Linked DNA regions of Homo sapiens: region 1 is linked to region 2. A link is a contact called in ENCODE Hi-C or POLR2A ChIA-PET data. All regions are on one chromosome and are shown on one strand. Each heading gives the region's core, a stretch centred on a gene start or an enhancer-like site at or near the end of the contact. The rest is flanking DNA. Distances are from core to core; before and after follow the strand shown. Region 1 holds the start of EPHB6 (EPH receptor B6). Region 2 holds the start of PRSS2 (serine protease 2).

Region 1 (4,975 bases), core at 2,288-4,787, 84 kb before region 2:
AAAAAAAAAATTAGCTGGGCGTGGTGGCGTGTGCCTGTAGTCCCAGCTGCTGGGGAGGCTGAGGCAGGAGAATGGCGTGAACCCGGGAGGCAGAGCTTGCAGTGAGCCGAGATCGTGCCACTGCACTCCAGCCTCGGCGACAGAGCAAGATGCTGTCTCAAAAAAAAAAAAAAAAAAAAAAAAAAAAAAGAATGACTTAAAAGTAAATTAAATTGGTAAATTGGTAAGAATTTAAAAAATTAATCGTGCTCCAATTAAATGCTAAATATGATATTTTCATGAGCAAATCAAGCTTACTTAATATAGTTTATGCACCTCAATCCACAAAGTGAATTTTTAAAGATTAAATAATGTAAGCCAAATAAGCTTGGAGGAAGGTAGGCAGAAGACATATTAGGCCATTAAAATGGGTTACTGTGGGAGGTAGAAATGAAGGATTGTAGGTGGGGGCATTAATTTTGTCTTACACATAATTCAATTATTTTTCTTGTTACAGTAAGCATACCTTATTTTTATAATTAACGTAAAATCTCATAATTAAAATCTAAACAAAAAAGAAAAATATTTGTAAAACCTAGACAAATAAGCATACGTTTACATTTTATTCACTCCCCATGCCATTTTCCTTCTATGTTTCAAAATATCAAGAAATGTTCATCTATAAGAAGAAGGTAGAGGTGGAAATACAGTAGGAGCTGAGAATGAATGAGTGAAGTAATGCCAACAAGAAAACCAAAATAATTGTTATCTCTGGCTAGTCTTTAAGCTTGTCTCCCAAGAAGTTCCAACTGTCCCGCTGCTGACATCATGCATGCTTCTCTTCGACGATGTCAAGCAAAGGGATGAGGCTATGAAGGGACAGAGGGGAACCCAGGGGACTGTCCACTGGGAACACATAGTAAAGGGCATGGCCCCAAACCGAGCCCAGACAGGAACAATTTAGTGAGACAAAGCAGGCTGCAGAGTCCAGCAGGGACAGAACAGTCCCAAGGGCAAAGCGGTTCGAGGTTTTATGTCTGGTGTGGTTGCTGGGCTGGTCCTTACACCTGTGAGCCACACAGGTCAGTGTGGGAGGGGTCAGTACCACAGGCCCTGTCCCCTATCCTGTTCCACAGCTGTTAAACGCCCAGGAAATTCCAGTATAATCCTTGCTCAGTTTAATGCCAAAGCCTCTATCCTTTAATCTCCACCTTGGAGATCTCTTCGTGCTCTGGCCTCCTGCCTTGAGAAGGATCCCATCATCAGGCTTCATGGAGGCATCCAGGACAGACAGTGAGGAGGTGGCTGTCCTCCGGCTCTTCTAGTCCCTGCTTCCTTGGCTGGAGAAGCCAATTTGTAGATTACCTAGCAGAGGACAGTCCTGTGTCCCTGGAGGCCTCCAGCCCCTGAGAATGTCCCCCAGAGCACTGTGACTCAGACAAATGTGCCTCCCACTCCCAGGCTGTGGAGCTGGGGGAGGCTTTTAAGATGCAGGCAGTGTCTAGGTCTAGCCAGACAGCCACTTAGAATGAGCCACTCTGTGCACTGACCGGGGACATGCGTGGCTCTGGAAAAGAGCATAAGGGAGGGTGTTAAGGCAGGAGGCAAATGTGCCTGAGAGATGAGTAAGTGGAAGGTTGTGGAAGAAAGCCCCTGAGTGCCAGGAGTAGCACCTGCGTCAGCAGTGCCTGAGGATGTGTGTCTACCTGGTGGAGTGTGTAAGGGAATGTGTATGAGATGAGGTGGGCGGGAGCAGATGCTGTCTGTGTAGATGGGGGCTGTTGCTTTCCTGTGGCAGAAGATGCACATCAGTGCTGGTTCCGGAGTGGTTCCATGGGCCCTTCTTCCTCACCTTCGGCCCCTGCTCTACCCCCAGTCTGGCTGTGAGTTGCTCTTGGCCCCAGGAGGTACTTCTGCAGAAACACCTGGGCTGGGAGAGGGAGCCAAGTGGGGGGCGGGGAGGAGTGGGTAAAGAAAGGGAAACCTGAGGCTTCCCAAACCCTCCAGAACCTGCCATCCTCCTTCTACCTAGAGTGGGAACTCAGGGTCTAGGGCCCAGGCTCAGGACAGAGTGATAGCAGAACAGCCGTCCCAGAAGGAGGATCCTGCCTTTCCCATGCTCAGCCCACCCCAGCCTGTTGCTCCCCAGCATTCTGGTAACTCAGTGTCATTGCCAACCATCTTTTTGCACCCTGAATGGAGTAATAGACTCCAAACAAGTCCTCCTTCTGAGGCCACCAGGTAAGTACATAGACACCCCCACGCTAATCTTCCTTTGAGAAAAAAGGCCCACTGCTCTGAAAAGCCAAGTGGCCCCACTGAGCAGCACTCAGAAGCCTCAATGCTCCAATGCCCCTTACTTGGGCAGCTTCTGTGGTCTACTAACAGCCCCACACAGCTCCCTCCCACTGGTCTCTCAGCTCAGGACCAGCATCTCCCCTCCTAGAGCCTCAGTCAAGTTCCCCTGGCGGGCGGAGGGCCTGGGTTAACTGGGAACAGACCCAGCAGCTCCGCTCCATGGGCGCTGCCAGGGACATTACAACATTGCTATGCTGGGTCCATGCCAGCTCCCCCAGGGATGGGAGGAGAGAGGGTGCCAGACGGCCAAGATCGGTGGGTGGGGGTGTGGGGCAAGCAGGGCCAAGCACCCAGATGGAGGGAGCAGAGCGAGGGTGGAGCTGGGGCAGGAGCACGCAATAGAATTTGGTTGCACGTTGGGGGTGATGGCTGGGCAGCAGGAACCAAGCGTTCCTTCCACCTCCAAGGCTTAACTGTGGTCATGGAGCTGGGGGGGACAGTGCCTTGTGGGGAGCAGGGGACAGGTGTGTGGTCAGCCTCCTGACTCCTCCCAGCTCCAAGGGGATTGGAGTGATGCCACTGGAGTCAGAGGGGTGGCAATCCTGTTCCAAGCGTGGAGCTCCGTCTCTGCGAGGACCCTCCCAGATTAGGACTCCCAAGCCAGAGCCAGAGGAGAATGTCTGGGAACGCAACTGGGGGATCCTAACAGCAAGGGTAATGCGGTGTCAATGATGCCAGGTCAGAGTGGAGTGAGAGGGGAGTAGCCAGGTTGACCGTTTCCTCACCCTTCATGAACCCCACTCTGGCCTTGAGGAAGGATCCTCAGTACTCCCTCAGGAAGCCACCTAGGGGCTGAGGAGCCCCACTACTCTTGCAAACCTTAATTCCTCTGTCCCCAAGCATACTGTCCCCGACCCCCACAACGCCGCCTGCTAACCCCGCGGGCTCACCTTCCCGTTGGCCGCAGTCTCTGCAGGTCTGCGCCCCCCGAGGCCTCGCAGTGGACCCGGGGCTCCTGGAGCTCGCACGGTGCCACCCGCGTCTTCTCCAGTCCGGGGACCCCGTTGCACCCGGCCCGGGTCCGTTCGGCGCCGAGAGTCCCTGGGATTCCGGGGTGGACCTGACGCTGGCGGCAGGGGCTGCTCCAGAGGTGGGGCGCCGGGAGATCCTGGGGGCCCGCGTCGAGATCGCCGTCGCCAAGCTGGGTCCCGGGTCCCGCCGCCCGCTGCTGTAGAGCCGCGGCTGGAGCGAACGCAGCCCGGCCCGCCCCCTCCGCGTCCCCTCCCAAGCCGGCCCGGCCCGCCCCTTCAGCCCCTTTGGCCGCCTTCCCACTCCCTTCTTCCGGGGAGCCGAGCCCGCCCTCCCGGCCTAGGCGGTGAGTGCGCGGCGCCCGCTCCTCCGCCCCGGCGCGCGGGGGAGACGCGGGGCGCGCCCGGGGCCCCGCCTGTGCGCCGGGAAGGGGGCGGCCTCCTCCCGCGGGTCTTGGCCGGGAGGATCGCACGCGTGGGGCGCCTGCAGGAAGTGGGAAGGGAAGAGGCTGTCTGTAAAGCCCCTGCCTGGGCTCGGGCTCGGGCTCGGCTTGGGTCGGACACCCGCGGAGCGAAGCGCAACTGGCGGACCGTGGCAGTTCAGGGCAGGGCAGAGCCCTGCACACACCCCCTCGCGCCTCCCTCCTCTTCGGCTTTAACTCTAGGAACTAAAACAGTGGGGCTCCTACTCAGCTTGGAACTAAGGTGGGCGTGAGCTGAGCAAGAGAGAAGGAAGGAAAAGCAGGGGGTGGAGGGAAAGACAAACTGAGAAATCTGGGAGAGTACGGGCGGTGGTAGGGGGAGCCGAGGCAGCGGGAGAGGGGGGCGTCTCGGTATGAAAGCGTCGCCGTGCTAGCCGGGAACTCTTTTCTCTTTTCGTGTCTGGATCTTGGTCAACGTTGGGGCTTCTGAGTCGAACCTCCCTCCATCTACCCTCCCCAAGGGGCAGGGCAGTCGGGTTGAAAAGGGGAAGCGCTGCTGTACGCCTGGCTCTGACATGGCTTGGGCAAGTCGCTGCACCTCTGGGTGCCTCCTCCCTCGCCCGCGCTCCGGAGAGAACCTCCCTGCAGTGAGGAGGGGCGGTGCAAGGTGCTCTCAGCTGGCGCCTGGAGGCAGGGTTGAGGAACCGAGGGGGCGCCGCGAGGAAAAGTGTTTCCGCCCACCTCTAACCCCTTCTCTAGCCGAGGACGGGGATTTGGGGTCTATTGTTTGGGTCCTACAGAGCTGGGCTGGGGCCTTGCCACGAAGTGTTGCTACCACCTGCTGGTTTTTCTAGGGAGCACAAGCACCCGGTGCGATTCCCTTTGCCCCCTTTTCTCCCTGTATCGCCCTGTCCCATCTTGCTCTCCTGTTTATTAAAGCAAATGGGCTGATCAAAACTGGTACTTAAAGAGCATTCAGAAGCCGAAGAAAATTGTGAAAGAGATCTATGAGCCAACAAACACAATAAACAAAACAATGAAACTCAGTAAGAGTCACCTGGGAGAGACAAACAGGCTTTAATGAATTGACTGAATGAGTGATAGAAAGATAAAGGCTACCGAGCAAGTTCCCACTTGGCCAGGGGTTTGTTCACTCTTAATATCAGGAGTCAATAAATAAGTCTGATAGTATTTAATGACTGCATTTGGACGTCATTAATAATTCCACTTGTACTGACGGTTCTACTT
Region 2 (5,064 bases), core at 149-2,648:
GTTCACTCTCTGCTCTGGAGAGTCAGCTGCTGCCAACAAGTTTTCTTTTCCACCATCTCTCTCGTCCGTCCTACCCAACCTCAGTACTTCCCTGGGCTGAATCCAAGCTCTCCCAGGCAGCCTGGCTGGGAGTTTTGCAGTCAGGGGCCCCACACTTACGACTTGTAGCAGTGACCTGCTGACACCACCCACTGTTCGCTGATGAGGGAGCCACCGCAGAAGTGGTAGCCAGAATTCAAGGACACCTGGTAGGGGACAGAATTCTCCTCACAGATGTAGCCCCCAACGATCTTGTCATCATCATCAAAGGGGGCAGCAACTGGAGTGGAGATGGGAAGGGAGAAGGCAAGTCAGTAGCATGTTAGGGGTGGCGCTCCCAGCCTGTGGCTGCTTCCTGCTAATTAGAAAACCTTAACAAGCTCAGTGAGGCTAGGCAAGGGGGGGAGCGCTGCCAGCCCTGGTGATCATCACTGGATGTGGCTCCCAAGTCTCTGTGTCTGCAGGGCACGTAGCTAGGTACCCTGTGGGGGTTCAGATCTCTCCTGGGGTCACCAGGCTGAGGACGCAAGGAATATCCTCACAATACTTCCAGTGGGATAGGATTTGGGATGTGGCTGTCTCAAGCACTGAAGTCTTCTCTCTTTTATTCACCACCTGTGTACTCCACCTGGTTATTTAAGCCCCGGATTGTCTGGCTACTTTGGCCAAGCTAGGAAAACCCCCTGGCGACATCGACTTGGCCATGACCAGTTTCCCCCTCAGCTCAAATCTGCCCAGTGAGGGCAGAGTTGAGGGAAGCCCCAGGCTCACTTTTGCAGAACAAAGGTATACGTTATTATTGGTCAAAACAACAGCAATTCTTAACCTTGGCTGCATGCCTAGAAATGTTAAAAATCACCTGGGAAGCTTAAAAGCCCAGAACACAGGCTGCACACCAGACAATTGAAGTGAGAATTTCTAGAGTTGAGTGTCTTGCATGAGTAATTTCAACCTCCCCAGGTGCATTCGAGGTTAAGAGCAGCTATAGTGGTGCTATTGTGGTGCTGTCAGAGCCAAGCCTGAAGCCTACTGCTTCATTTCATGGGCCAGCCCCACCTGGTCTCCCTTCCCAGCTTCTCCAACCACAGCTCGGATATGGATGAATAACAGCGGTGGGAGTGAAATCAAGGAGAAGGTGGAACAAGTGAGGCTTAAAAAGAGCCCAAGGAGGATGGGAAGAAGAAATGCCAGATGGAGGAAATAGAATATCACAGCACAGTCAAAAGAGGAGAGGTGGCAAGAATGGCAGGGCATGTGTCTGCCAGGGAAGGGTTGGTTGAGGCCTGAGGCAGGGCGTGAAACTCACCAGCAGCTGCAACAAAGGTAAGGATCAGAAGTAGATTCATGGTGGTAGAGTGTGCCTGATTGCTGGTGGAGAACCCGTCTTTATACCTCCCGAGGATGGGGAGAGGAGGTGTCTGTGAGGTGAGGGTCACTGCTCCTCCCAGCACAAACACACCTGCAGCTTTCCCCTTCCTATGGTCTTGCATCAGTATGTTTGGCCACTCTGTGGGTTTGTGATTCACAGGTGATAAGGAAACTTGCCTTCTGAGAGCAGAGAGGGAGACCGGCTGTTTCCTGGAAGGATGCTGATATGGGAAAGACAGGGGAAGCCAAGCCCCAGATCACACAGCTGGGCTTTCTTAGGCCGAGGAGATGAGGGTTAGAAGGAGGGAGAATGGCCTGGCTGTTTAGGAATATATTTTACTATTGGGGTTATATTTAATGTACTTAAGGAAGGGCAAGTGTTGGTAGCAAGCTTGGCTTTTTAGTGTCCTGGAGCTCCCAGGAGAGGGGCAAAGTCTTATCTAACTAAGGCTTGTTCCTGTGAATATGAAGATGCTTCTCTCCAGTCACTCAGTGGGAAAGTCAAATCCAAGGCTTTGGGGAATGAGAATTCCAACATTAAGGGGTAAGGAGAAGAGAGACTCAGCATTCCATAGGATGCTGGGCTTGAAGATGGCTCTCCCTCCTACCACGGCATAGGGATGAGAAGAAGGAGGGGGCACAGGTTAGGTAGGAGCTTACTCAGTGCATCTGGAGGATGGAAAACCAATGGCGCACTCCTCCCCTTCTTCAATGTGAAGACATTTGTCTCTCATGTGCATCCTGTCATAGGTTCTTTTTATGCAGCCTCATGGTTGCCCTTGCAACCTGCACTCAGGGTGATTGAAACTGACCCACCTGCTTGGGGCTGACAGCCTGAACCAGAATGACATGCCCCTGATCACATGTCAGAGTTTGGACCATGGTAAATCTGGGTTATGATTTGATCTGAGAATCAGCAGTAGGTAGGGATTTGAGCACATGGTAAATGGGTGACATATTGGGTTCAATAACAAAGATGTGGAGGGGTGGGTCTAGAATTTTCTATTTTAGATGTAGTGAGATTATACTTGGCTCAGTACTAAGTGAATCTTTCTAGAGAATATCCTGATTTGAGCCCTACCAAGGGTACTAAGATACAGTCGTGTAATTGACTGAGGCATAACCTGGCCAGAGCAGTGTGGAGATGGAGATGCTGTCTGCGCTCAGGTCTAATAATGTAAGGAAAGGAGGGGCTTCCTTATGAGGGTGCTTTCCCTTCTCATCAACTCTGAGCTAATGTTGGTGATGGGCAGGAGTGAGCAGAGTTCAAGTTTGAATTCTTTGAAAGGTAAAAGAAGCAGGGATGTTCTGGAGACAGTGAGCAAAATGAGAAAAGCTCAGAAACTTGCTGGAGAAATCGGACATGGCCAGGGGGCTAGAGGGAGGAAGCAAATGGAAACCAGAGGTAACTGGAAAAAAATACCAAAATAGGGTCCATGGTGTTGAGAGGACACACAGAGTACCTTCAGGTTCAGCTCCTGGCATGGCCACTGAGGCAGCTTCCCCACAGCCAGGAGACCCACTGCTCTGAGGCCCCCTCTCTCCCCGGTACCCTCTCTAATCACTAATAGGCTGATACCTAACGCTGCTATGCTTAGATGGTGCATGGTGCCTGACTGCTTCACGGGAGTTTTCACGTAAGCAACAGTGGTACATTGCTCTTTGTTTATGCTGAGTTTCGCAGTTTAACTTCCCACCAACGTGCTAATGGTGACTTGTGTGGAGCAAAATTATTTCCATTTATAGAGGAAGAGACTGAGATTCAGAAGGATTCTGTCTTGCCCAAGAATACAGATCTTGGCAGAGCTGACCATAAGGCCAACAGAAGCCATGGAGAGCATTGTGAAGTGTGGGAATTGCTGCACGTGGCATCTAAAAGGAGATTTATTGAGGATCAAGGCAGAGGTCCCCAGAGGACAAACTGTACATCTGATTCCTTCCTGGTGCTTTTCTTCCTGGCAGAAATAGATGATTGAATTCATCTTTCTCCTGGCACCTTTTCTCAGAGCCTTACCTTGCCACAGTTCCAGACCCATCCAGGCCATGACTGCCATGTAGATGACACACCTCTCTGCTCATGAATAACTGGCCAAGCCTGAGGTAGCTAGGTTTTAGAGCATTGATAATATGGGGTTTTGCTGTGTTGTCGCTGAACATGTTATTTCATTTTGTCCCCTTGTCATGGGGTCTTCACAGAACTCCTGCCTTAGAGGATAAGGAGAGACTCTTGCTCTAGCAACTATAGACACCAGTGTGCACTAAACAGGGAGGTGAACCTTGGTAGAAGATGGAGAATTTTTTTGGAAAAAGGGATTTTTGGATCAGGGCTTGTAGCTCTGACTCTTTTTCTGAAAGGTAACACCCAAGAATTGAGGATTTTCTGTATCTAGAGCTTGAAGACTAGCCTTCTCCAGTATTTTGTGCTCTTCCTTAAGCGATCACAGTATAGTCTGAGGTCAGCTTTCTTCAAAAAGGAATGACCTTACAGGCAGAGGAGATAGCTATAGGTGAAGACTGTTACCTCATACTGTAGACTCAGATGTGTAGGATAGGTTCAGATCCAGCTACCCATGCTCAATTTGGGGGACATGTCATTCTTGGTACTGTTCATTCTGAACTATAGATTTCTTTGTCTACTTCTCTAAGATATCTTTCTGGCTTGTGTTTAGTGCTTAACATGCCAAACCACTGTCCTTCCATTATCATAACAGTGAATCATTTCTGTGTGCTTCCTATATAGCATGTAACTTACTATACAGCATGTCACTCATATAAGTTAAGAACTTTTTTTTCATTTTATCATCACAACCACCTATGGAATTGCCCACTTTACAGATGAGCAAATGAGCTTTCTGAAGGTGAAGTGACTCTTCCATGTTCCAGAGCAGCAGCTCCCAGCCAGAGCCAGCCCTGCCTGCACTCAAGACCTTGGCAAAGCAACCAGAGCCAGAAAGAACCATGAGAGAAGCTTTCAATGACTTTCAGACACTTTGTCCTCCTTTTTTACCCTTCTCCTCTCCTGCTTTTTTCCCCATCTCCAAGTATATTTTGGGATGTGGATGCCATTCGCCACACAAAAACACTTGGGATTCATTCCTGATACCCCAATTCATCCCACTTTCCCCCCTTTAAAGTCAGATCTCACCTACCTGTTTGGTCAGAGAGATGTGTGTTTTAAAATCCCCAAGGAAGGAGGCAGGGACTGTGCCCTCAGATGATTATTGGTGAAGTGGGTTTATGCTTAATTTCAGCTTAAGAGAATGTTGCTGTGTCTCTGCCTAGGACAGGCAGCCCACTGTGGCCCTGGGTGATGAAGGAAGCCCACAGAGGCCCAGGGTTTCTCACCCGTGGCTGCCAGTGTCTGCAGAGCCAGAATTGAGCTAATCCTGTGAAAGGATGAGCGCTGATAGGCAGTTGTATGGTAGGTTGCTGTGGGGCTTCTAGATCTCTCAAATTCCACATGACAAGATCAATGCATGCGTGAGGGGCCCCTTCCCAGCAGGCTCTGGTGGCTACAAACTGGTTCACGTGTGGAAGATCATACCACTTTACCTTTGGTTTTTCTTTGAAAAGCAAACAATGAAAGACAGCTGAAAACAAGAATTCTACCAGTGGGCAGGCAAGAATTCTCGTTGGGAAAAGGGATGTTTGTGGCTG

The links. A loop is a pair of places that touch in the nucleus more often than their neighbours do. ChIA-PET counts read pairs that join two places held with the same protein, here RNA polymerase II (POLR2A). Pooled maps may share reads with other maps.
Region 1: a pooled map shows a loop between it and region 2 (2.5-fold over the local background). The contact joins the promoter of EPHB6 here to the promoter of PRSS2 in region 2. A Hi-C loop is called at or near these places in 2 of 168 maps with a recorded cell type or tissue (B cell and PC-9), 6 of 37 single-sample maps with no recorded cell type and 11 of 50 pooled maps. POLR2A ChIA-PET finds 5 or more read pairs at or near these places in 8 of 52 experiments (B cell, CD4-positive, alpha-beta T cell, CD4-positive, alpha-beta memory T cell and 5 more).

What each region holds. Positions count from the first base shown.
Region 1 is chr7:142,853,638-142,858,612 of GRCh38, reverse strand. It overlaps EPHB6 (EPH receptor B6), which reads right to left and starts at 3,537. Exons shown (of 20, transcript NM_004445.6): 1 at 3,228-3,537.
Region 2 is chr7:142,767,304-142,772,367 of GRCh38, reverse strand. It overlaps PRSS2 (serine protease 2), which reads right to left and starts at 1,398. Exons shown (of 5, transcript NM_002770.4): 1 at 1,346-1,398; 2 at 160-319. The coding sequence starts at 1,385. It also overlaps TRB.